Linked DNA regions of Homo sapiens: region 1 is linked to region 2. Evidence: chromatin contacts called from ENCODE Hi-C or POLR2A ChIA-PET data. All regions are on one chromosome and are shown on one strand. Each heading gives the region's core, a stretch centred on a gene start or an enhancer-like site at or near the end of the contact. The rest is flanking DNA. Distances are from core to core; before and after follow the strand shown.

The links. Hi-C counts contacts between places; a loop is a spot of excess contacts on that map. ChIA-PET counts read pairs that join two places held with the same protein, here RNA polymerase II (POLR2A). Pooled maps may share reads with other maps.
Region 1: a loop to region 2 is called in a pooled map, with 2.6 times the contacts of the local background. The contact joins the enhancer-like site here to the promoter of C1D in region 2. A Hi-C loop is called at or near these places in 2 of 168 maps with a recorded cell type or tissue (GM12878 and HCT116), 8 of 37 single-sample maps with no recorded cell type and 9 of 50 pooled maps. POLR2A ChIA-PET finds 5 or more read pairs at or near these places in 4 of 52 experiments (H1, MCF 10A, OCI-LY7 and 1 more).

Annotation. Positions count from the first base shown.
Region 1 is chr2:68,288,389-68,293,956 of GRCh38, forward strand. All of the region lies in intron 1 of PPP3R1-AS1 (PPP3R1 and CNRIP1 antisense RNA 1), which reads left to right. CNRIP1 (cannabinoid receptor interacting protein 1) reads right to left here. Exons shown (of 3, transcript NM_015463.3): 3 at 4,622-5,568. The coding sequence ends at 5,474. Among named protein-coding and RNA genes, the nearest start is that of CNRIP1, 29 kb to the right of the region's middle. Within about 2 kb of position 2,642, at least 2 of the 41 ENCODE cell types and tissues checked have a DNase peak (open chromatin) inside an H3K27ac peak, as active enhancers do.
Region 2 is chr2:68,059,867-68,065,309 of GRCh38, forward strand. It overlaps C1D (C1D nuclear receptor corepressor), which reads right to left and starts at 3,138. Exons shown (of 5, transcript NM_173177.3): 1 at 3,092-3,138. RefSeq lists enhancers at 2,706-3,905, 2,827-3,236, 2,989-3,489.

The sequences.
Region 1 (5,568 bases), core at 1,392-3,891, 230 kb after region 2:
CAGTGGCAAGGAAACTGCTTTGGACTTGGTAGATCTGCAGGAGAATAAGAAATTCACTGTGACCAGAGACTAGAATGCCTGTCAGGATTACTGTTAAAGTACTAGCGTAGGGCCAAAAATACTGTATTTTTCATTTGTTAGCAAGTGGGAAATGAAATACCCTACTTGTTAAGGAAAAATTTTAGTCTTACCTAGTGCTCTAATAGTAGTTAACATGGCTTCAAAGAGAAAAGATTATATGCAAGTAATTTGCTATAAAGAGAACTATAGGCAAATGAGTTTCTAGCAACTGAATACTTCTGTTTGTTGGCAACAATTGTTGGCAACAATTAATATATCCACAGAAACTTTCTTTGGGAAAACAAGTTACCTACTAGGCTGCAAACAAATTAAGGCAAAACTACCAGGTTATAAAAACAAACACTGCAGGAGAGTGGGCAGGTAATGAGGTGATTTTAAATGAAATACATTTGTCAAGAGAACAGTGATGGGGAGAAGAAAAACAAGGAGCTTTACGTATGATATATCATTTAATCCTAACACATGTTGTGAAGTGAATGTTATTATCACCATTTCATAAATGTGAAAACTAAAGATCAAATAAAGTAGCTTCTTATAAAATGAGCTGTTTAAATTTGAGCCTTATTTTTGAATCTCTGAGACATTTTTCCTCTGTAAAATGGAGACATGACACATCCTGCCTACCTCACAGGGTGGTTAAGAGGATTAAAAGAAATAACAAAAGAAATTGACATCATTCTTGACCTTGACTTTTTAATCAGAAAATCTTAAGTTTTCTGATTCTGTCTTGATGTTTGTATATTCTTCAAAACTATGTCTTTATATAGGAAACTTAAGATGGCTGTTTGTGGAAAAAGTCTTTCTAGCATATCTTAAAATATGCTATTTTAAACTATTTTTAAATAATTAAAAATTTTACCTTTCCAAGCATCAAAATAGAGTATAACGTTTGGCCATTATCTGAAATCCATTCATGGAATATTTTAGGAAAATAAGTTTTATTTTTTAAACTCCTTTAGTTTTTCTCTTGGCATTTTAAATAATTTTGTTTGAAAATGTATCGCTCCTTTTCTTTTTTTCTTTTTTTTTGAGACAGAGTCTTGCTGTGTCACCCAGGCTGGAGTGTAGTGGCAGGATCTCAGCTCACTGCAACCTCCACTTCCAGGGCTCAAGAGATCCTTCCACCTCAGTCTCCTGAGTAGCTGGGACCACAGTTGCACACCACCACGCCCAGCTAATTTTTGTGTTTTTCATAGAGACATGGTTTGGCCATGTTGCCTAGGCTGGTCTCAAACTCCTGGGCTCAAGCGAGCCACCTGCATTGGCCCCCCAAAGTGCTGGGATTACAGACATGAGCCAACGTGCCCAGGCTCCCTTTCTTTTTTAATGAAATATACCAAATAATGATATTATGTGCCAGGAACTGTTCTGAAGGTTTAATGTACATTAACTTATTTAATCCTCATAACCATTCTGCAAGGTAAATACTATTATCTCCATTTTCCAAATGAGAAAATTGAGGCACAGAGGTATTAAGTGACTTGCCTAAGACCACACAGCTAATAAACAGCTGAGCTGGGATTTAAATTGAGGTATTTTTGCCCAGAATCTGAACTTTTTTTTTTTTTTTTTTTTTTTGAGAAGGAGTCTCCTCTGAAGCCCAGGCTGGAGTGCAGTGGCATGATCCCGGCTCACTGCAACCTCCTCCTCCTGGGTTCAAGTGATTCTCCTTCCTCAGCCTCCCAAGTAGCTGGGATTACAGGCGTGCACCACCATGCTGGGTAAATTTTACATTTTTAGTAGAGACGGGGTTTTGCCATGTTGGCCAGGCTGGTCTTGAACTCCTGACCTGAAGTGATCTACTCGCTTCAGCTTCCCAAAGTGCTGGGATTACAGGCGTGAGCCACTGCGCTTGGTGGAGAATCTGAGCTTTTAAACACTGAACCATGATACATTACTGATGATAATGGGCCCTCTTTCTAAATGAATCAGGAATATCATTAGGCTTATCAATTTTTATTTGATATATACAGAAACTACTGTGGTTTAATACAGGATTATTTATGTACCTACAGGATACAGTTGTCCCCATCTACTGTTCTTTTGATTTACTTTGTCTGCTTTTTATAGTTTTCTCTGTCCTCTCTGAAAAAAAAAGAATATTTTCAGTATATCTGCCTCTACAAATTGTCTTCTTCCCTTTCATGTTCTACTTCCAATTTCATAAGAGTCAGAAACCAGATCACCCCACATGTTAGAATTGTGTCTAAAACAGGAGTCAAGAGGCCTTGGGAGAAGACCCGAGCCTTTAGTGAATGGACTTGGTGACATCTGTGACAGGGATCTTTATTTTTTGGCATGTTTTCTGTTCTTAACTGTGATCCAGATAGTTTAAATGGCTGGATAAGTGACTTCTCAGTAAGCGAGGTGTCACAAAATATAAACTCAAGGCATTTCTATTCTTCCACCTGTTCAAAAGTGTTTTAGTCATCATCATAATTGGAAGGATGGCCTAGTTCCTCAAGCTTCTGGGTAGCCATCTGATGCTTGGAGGTAGAGAGACGTGGCTACAACTTGTATAAAAATAGCCCTTCCAGATGGCTGAGGGGCAAAGTTACAACTCAGCAGCTCGATATAGCTGAGCACTCAAATTTTGGAGTAGGAGGAGAGCTATGTGAGAAGTAGCCAGAGAGACTGGGCTGGAGCCCAATCATAAGTAGAACAGTATATGCCAGGAGCGATCACTTAACGTGCAGATTAGCTGTTAAGTTTTTCTGTTACTTCATCTCCATCTCCTCCCCAACTCCCTTGATTCAACCTTACTTCTGGCCCTAAGGAAACACATACACATACGACATAGACAGATATGCACACACACTTTCCCCTTTTTTTTTTAAAGGAGTATAAAATAGAGGAACAAACCATAACTCTTAAAAGGCTTCAGAATTCTACTAGTCTAACCCTTCATTTTAGAGATAAGCAAACTGAGGCAGAGAAAGGTGTGGTGACCATCCAGGATGTGAGCAGGACTCCCACGCTCCAGGTGCTCTGCCAGGGCTCATCTTCTGGCTCGTTTGTGGGACACTGATAACAGCGCAGCTATCCCAGGACATGTTTCCTCCAAGTCTGCTTTGACTCATTTCAAACTCTAAATAAAGCCTTTAGTTAAAAAAGAAAAAAAAAAGTATGGGCCCAGCGTAGTGGCTCACGCCTGTAATCCCAGCCCTTTGGGAGGCCAAGGCAGGTAGATCACGAGGTCAGGAGTTTGAGAACAGCTTGACCAACATGGTGAAACCCCATCTCTACTAAAAATATAAAAATTAGCTGAGCGTGGTAGCACACGCCCGTAATCCCAGCTACTCAGGAGGCTGAGGCAGGAGAATTGCTTGAACCTGGGAGGTGGAGGTTGCAGTGAGACAAGATCATGCCACTGCACTCCAGTCTGGGTGACAGAGTGAGACTCCATCTCAAAAAAAAAAAAAAAAAAAAAGAGTGGATTATTGCAAAAGTCATGATAATGTCTCCACCCTCAACACAAATACTCAAGCTCTAGTCCCTGGCTTGAAAACCTGTTTCACCAGTGAAAATATTTACTAATCAAATTAGTAAATATTAAATTGTGTAGTTCCCACTTTTTATTTTAAATCTTTTATTCACTCTGCATTTCTATTGGATATTCTGGAAGAAAAACCTCTGTAGTAAATCCATTGTTTTAAATATCTCAATGTCTGTTCAAATAATTGAGTGTTGGTTTTAAAAAATAGTCATTAGGAATGGGTTAGTACTTACGTTTTAGCAATTGTAATGAAGACTTTAAAAAAAAACAAAAAAACAAACAAAAAACACAAGCTTATTGAGAAACATGTTACACTCCTTTAACATCATTTATGATCCCCAAAGGCAAGGCATTGCTGTTCCCTGGTGGCTGTACAGCATCACTGCAGGTAAGCGATTTGGAGGTAGAAAAGGTGTTGAGTGCCAGCCTTTCAAATTCAGTTCTACAATGAATCAACTTTTAAAAATACTCCCAGTAGCTTGCATTTTCTTATAAGAAGGGTTTACAGGTAGCAAAAACAAACAATCCCCAACGAACTTTTTCCAATACTATAGGATTTGTGCTGCCCAAGTAAATATTACATTATTGGAAAATAGCATGTTACTTTTCAAGAGGAAGTTCACTTCCTTCTTATGGAATTTATCCTTAAACTGTATGGTATATGGGCTTTGTGCAAGGTGCTGGAAGTAGGCAAGGAGGCCTCAACCATGATGTACACACACTATTATAGCACCATTGCTCTCCTGCTACTGAGTCACATAGCTCACCAACTGGGGAGGGGTCACCACAGAAAGAGTAATGGAGCGAGATAGGTACAAGCATTTTTTGATTGCCCGCCAAGCACCTGGGCCTGTGCTAGCCCTGTTAAACTTGGCTGGAGCAATCCTGCTAAAAGGTCAGGCTTGATTCATGAATAGGTGTGCTAATTCTACTCCGGATACATCCCCGTCATCCTGTAGCATACAGGCCTGAGTGAAGCTGGCCTAGAGCAGGGATTCACCTGCTAGATAATTATTGCCCAAATTAAGAATGCAAGTCAGGGCATGATTTTCAACGCCTTTATTAAGAAATATCAAAAGTTGATTACAGGTCCATATGCAGTTTTACAAAGTTCAAGTGAAGAAGACTGTAGGGATGCCATCAATGTGCGTGTCTGAAGACTATGGAAGCTTGTCAAAGGGGTAACCCTACAACTCCTGTCACTTTAACAATGGTCCACAGCAATGCTTTTCCCCCATTTCTACTAGGCTAGGCCATTGCACAATACCTTAAGCTACTTAAAAGAGTTTTAATACGTTATAAATACGTACATATTTGTCCTTCTAGTTTGTTACCATCCTTCCCTGAAAGAGCGGAGCTGTTTATAGGAAGCACAACATTTGAGTCCCATTCACTGCTGTTTGTATTACATTTTCACAAAGCCTGCTTTGAAAGCTGGCAAACACTGCAAGTTACATGTTACCATATTACACATGGGAGGACCCATACACATTGTTATTTTTAAATTTAACATTGAACAAAAAAAAGGAGGAATCACTTAACTTGGAAACAAAACACCAAAGTTAGTCAGTGGAATGGTCAAGAGCAGGACAAGCCTGCCAGGGCCACTGAACTCCAGTCACAAGTGGTCAAAAGTATGACCGAGAACAACTGGATGCAGGAACATCAGCACAAAATACAGATGGGAATATTCTCGGGAGTGGTACATCACCATCTTGTATGTGAGGGATATTGTGTCAGAGGGGAATTACACTTTCAAAATAACCAGGGCTAGTAGGTCATTAGTACCAGATGGGGAACAGCAATGGTGTGGCATGCCTTGTTTAAGGCCTGCGCTGGTTTATCTAAAAGTAGATTTCTGAAAAGATTGTCCAGTAGCATCAGAAAGAGCCACTTTCAGAGGAAGGACTCCTTGTTCACCCACATCAGACTGCGTGTCTCGTTGGGCTTGCATTCATACTCAATGACAGAGAAGGGGCTTCCCCACTGGC
Region 2 (5,443 bases), core at 1,888-4,387:
AACTTTAAATACCATCTGTTCACTGACAATTCCCAAACGTCTGTTTCCAGCAATGACCACTCTGAAGTCCAGAATGAACATATTCAACTGCCTACTCAACATCTCCACTTAGATGACTAACAGACATCAAAAACTTATCATGTCCTTAACTGAACTCCGAATCTTCCCACAAACCTGCCCCTCCCACAGTTTTCTACTTCTCAGTTAATGGCAATTCCCTTCTTCTAGTTGCTCAAGCCCCAAACTTTGACAATAACCTTATTCTTACAATTCACTTTCAATCTGTAAGCAATTCTGTTTGCTTTTCCTAGAAAATACATCTAAAATTAAACTGCTTCTCCACCTTCACTTCTTTCCAGCCAGTTAAGATGTTATCATCTCATCTGAACTACAACACCTCCGTGATTAGTCTCCTGGTTTTCACCTACCCCACCCCACAGCAAACTATTCTTAAACACAGCAGCCAGAGAAGATTCTATTAAAACGTGAGTCAGGCTGGGCGCAGTGACTGACGCCTGTAATCCCAGCACTTTAGAAGGCTGAGACAGGCGGATCACCTGAGGTCAGGGGTTCGAGACCAGCCTGGCCAACATGGTGAAACCCTAACTCTACTAAAAACACAAAAAATTAGCTGGGCATGGCGACGGGTGCCTGTAATCCCAGCTACTCCGGAGGCTGAGGCAGGAGAATCGTTGGAACCCAGGAGGCGGAGGTTGCAGTGAGCCGAGATTGTGCCACTGCACTCCAGCCTGAGCAACAGAGTGAGACTCCAAAAGAAAAGAGGGGCGAGATGGGGTGGGGCAGGGCGGGCAAGGGCAGAGCAGGGCAGGAAAGGAAACAAAAGAAAACAAAAGACAATAAAGTAAAATAAAATAAAATAAAACAAACCTAAGTCAGATCATGTCACTCCTCTCCTCCTACCTTTCCATTGGTTATTTACTCACTGGGCTATTGCTCAAGGGAAGATTCATGTCGAGGCACATTTTGAACTCCACATCACTAACATAATGTCTTGTCATGTATTAGTTAGTTAGCAACTATTTGTTTACTAACTAAAACCAATCAAAGTAACCTAAGACGTAATTTTGGAAACTCTTAATATCAGATTACAGTTTGAGCTTACAGATACTAGAAAGTCACCACATGGATCCAAACAAACATACGATAATGTACATTCCAGGGCTCTTCCCATCTCTACACCAAATAATTATACACAGTTATGAACTAAGCCAAAGAACAAATCCAACATGATTGTTTTTTGGAATTTGAGAGCCATTTGCTGTTGTTGCACCAGAATTCTATTACTGTAATGAATTACTGTAATGACTTTTTCGCACTGCATTATCTTAGGAGAAAATAACAATGAAATGTACACACAAGTTCTCAATAAATATTGCTGTCTTGGGCAAACAGTGACTCCATGTTAGTGTTGTCTGTAACTCTCCTTCAGTCCCACAGTACAATTCCTGAGTAAATATAGACTTCTTCCTTTTCTAAAAAATATATTAACATCTAAAAATAAATTTATCCCAAAGTCTAATAGGAGAGTATATAAATTACGAGGATATTGCTCAAGATTGAGATGAACAATTACATTAAATTAAATTCACTTCTATTCAAAGTTTAATTCAAAGCATTTCCAAAATTACAGCAATCAAGCAGCAAAATTACCTTCCAAAACATATGGAAGTTGATTATTACAATTATCTTATTTCTGAAATAAGAGTATATAGTGTTGTTGCACAGATTAAATAAACTAGATAAAAGCCATTAGAACGGGGCCTGGCTCAGTTAGCACTCAATACATTAGATAGTATTTTACTAAAAGTGAAAATTACCAAATACTCTAATCCAATGTGAACTATTTAGAGCCATGCTTGAAGGGTCAACTTTGGAAACAGTAGCTGAGATAATACATATGAAGAGCCATTTGAAAAGGTAAAAGCAGTTAAGAAAAAAATTACATTACTTTTGAACTGTGATACATACAACACAGCTAACTGAAGGCAGCTGTAGTATCTTTTGACTGAGAATTTTATTTTGAAAAACCGTTATTCACACTTGTCACTATCTTTCAACAAAACAATGAGTTCTATCATTTCCACCAAACACAAACATTTCTCTGTACTTCAATAGGGCTAATCTGTTGTTTTTGAATCAAAAATACAGAGTTAAATAACTAAAAGTATAACTGGATTGTTTGTAACACAAAGGATAAGTGCCTGAAGGGATGGATACCCCATTTTCCATGTGATTCTTACATATTGCATGCCTGTATCAAAACATCTCGTGTACCCCATAAATATATACACCTATGTACCCACAAAATTTTTAAATTTAATTTTTTAAAAAATCACGGTTAAGTCTTGGTTCAGTCCACCATCAGACAGTCCTAATAGGTTAATAAGTGGATAGCAAACATCTCATTGCGACAAATACATCTTTATCAAGCCAAAACTGAACTGTAGTCAGCAAACATTGAGGACATTAAAGCTATTTTGAAACAAGTTTGAGTTACACTGAACTTATCCGGGTCATCAAGAAAAACTGCTCTCTTGGATTACCCACTACAGATTTCAGCTAAAGGTCGAAATTAGCCCACTATCTCAGATGAGCTAATACTGCAGCAGCAGGCAGTCTGTGAATGTGAATGATAAACGGAGCTAACACAGTAAAGTTACTCCCCTAGACGTTCCACTTTAGCCTCTCTCCCTAAGCAAGATTGAAAACAGCTGAAAATTGTGAAGACTTCAATGTTTTTTGATTTTTGTTTTTAATTTCTTCGTCTTCCAAGATTTGAGAAGGGGGTGGTTAACAAACGAAGAAAAAGAGAGAGACCGGAGCAAAAGAGAGAAATGAGGGGCCGGGGTAAGCCAAAGCCTGCAAGCAGCCCCAAAACAAGCGGAAGTGGGGGACCTGCCAACAATGCTGCCCCAACGAAGAGCTGTGAGAGACTGCATTCCTGGAAGGCTACGCAGCCAAACTCCGATTTTCTCAGTCTGCCCAGAGGATGACAGGGGAATCCCAGGAGAGGAAAAGCGGAGTTAAACAGGAGCAGGAGAAAAACTGAAACTACACCTTAGAAAAATACCTCACGGCCTTCGACTCCAGTCTCCCGGAAAGCGGTCGGGCAACGATGACGACAATGACGCGCCGGCTCTGCCCCCGCCACGAGCGGCGCTTCCCGATGATCTCACGCTGCTCGCCACGCCCCCTGCTCCTTAACTCTTCTCCAAAGGCAAATCTCATTTTGAGTAGCTCAGACCCATGTTGTGGGAGACGATTGCGGCGGCACTCGGAACTTTTGTCTACCTTTGTACCCGGCTAACACTCACCCCAAATACAGGTTGAGTGTATTTAACCAGGAAAAAAATCTTAGTTATCGAAACTTTGTTCGGGTTTTTACTTTCCCAGAAGCTTTTTTCAGGGCCCTCATTCTTTCTACCCTTTTATTGTCTGCCTCTAGATGAGCCTCTTAGAGCAGCTTCCCAGATTATCCGTGGGGAAGAACAGGTTCTTTATTAGATTATCCGTGGGGAAGAATGGGTTCTTTATTTTTCCAATCTGTCAGTAAAAGGTACTTCTATAAAATACAGTAAAAATGAATTAGTAGAAAAATGGGGAAAATATGTGCAAAATACAAGCCCAAATTTTTTATTAGTTTCAAATAAATGTAAAATTGCATTTCAATGTATGCAATCAGAACAAACATAATAGAAAATAAAGGCATTAACAGAAACTGTACATACTGTTCATTGAAAGTGTAGTATAAGCGATTGAGCATTGTCTTAACATTTGTAACTTGTCATTCCACGGCTGTAATTTGATAAAAAGTTATGCATGAAACAGTTGTCCGTATATTAAATGCATGTAAAAGCATTTTGAACAAGCACCATGTATGTAATATTTAAAGTTTTGGGGGAGGTTCCAAAGTGGCCGAATAGGAACAGCTCCAGTCTACAGCTCCCAGCATGAGCAACGCAGAAGATGGGTGATTTCTGCATTTCCAACTGAGGTACCGGGTTCATCTCACTGGGGCTTCTCAGACACTGGGTGCAGCCCACAGAGCAGGGCGAGGCATGACCTCACCCGGGAAGCACAAGGGATCAGGGAATTCCCTTTCTTAGCAAAGGGAAGCCATGATAGACGGTACCTGGAAAATTGGGACACTCCCATCCTAATACTGTGCTTTTCCAACGGTCTTAGCAAACGGCACACCAGAAGATTATATCCCGTGACTGGCTCAGAGGGTCCCACGCCCACGGAGCCTGGCTCACTGCTACCACAGCAGTCTGAGATCAAACTGCAAGGCAGCAGCGAGGCTGGGGGAGGGGCGTCTGCCATTGCTGAGGCTTAAGTAGATAAACAAAGTGGCCAGGAAGCTTGAACTGGGTGGAGCCCATCGCAGCTCAAGGAGGCCTGCCTGCCTCTGTAGACCCCACCTCTGGGGGCAAGGCATAGCTGAACAAAAGGCAGCAGAAAGTTCTGCAGACTTAAATGTCCGTCTGACAGCTTTGAAGAGAGTAGTGCTTCTCCCAGCACGGAGTTTGAGATCTGAGAACGGACAGACTGTCTCCTCAAGTGGGTCCCTGACCCCCGAGTAGCCTAACTGGGAGACACCTCCCAGCAGGGGCCAACTGACACCTCATACAGCTGGGTGCCCCTCTGAGATGAAGCTTCCAGAGGAAGGATCAGGCAGCAATATTTGCCATTCTGCAATATTTGCTGTTCTGCAGCCTCCGATGGTGACACCCAGGCAAACAGGGTCTAGAGTGGACCTTCAGCAAACTCCAACAGACCTGCAGCTGAGGGTCCTGACTGTTAGAAGGAAAACTAACAAAAAGAAAAGACATCCACACCAAAAACCCATCTGTACGTCACCATCATCAAAGACCAAAGGTAGATAAAACCACAAAGATGGGGATAAATCAGAGCAGAAAAGCCGAAAATTCTAAAAATCAGAGCGCCTCTTCTCCTCCAAAGGAATGCAGCTCCTCACCAGCAATGGAACAAACCTGGACAGAGAATGACTTTGACAAATTGAGAGAAGAAAGCTTCAGACGACTGGTAATAACAAACTTCTCCGAGCTAAAGGAGGATGTTTGAACCCATTGCAAAGAAGCTAAAAACCTTGAAAAAAGATTAGACGAATGGCTAACTAGAATAAACAGTGTAGAGAAGTCCTTAAATGACTGATGGAACTGAAAATCGTGGCACGAGAAGAACGTGACGCATGCACAAGCTTCAGTAGCCGATTTGATCAAGTGGAAGAAAGAGTATCAGTGATTGAAGATCAAATGAATGAAATGAAGCAAGAAGAGAAGTTTAGAGAAAAAAGAGTAAAAAGAAATGAACAAAGCCTCCAAGAAATATGAGACTTTGTGAAAAGACCAAATCTGCATCTGAATTGTGTACCTGAAAGTGACTGGGAGAATGGAACCAA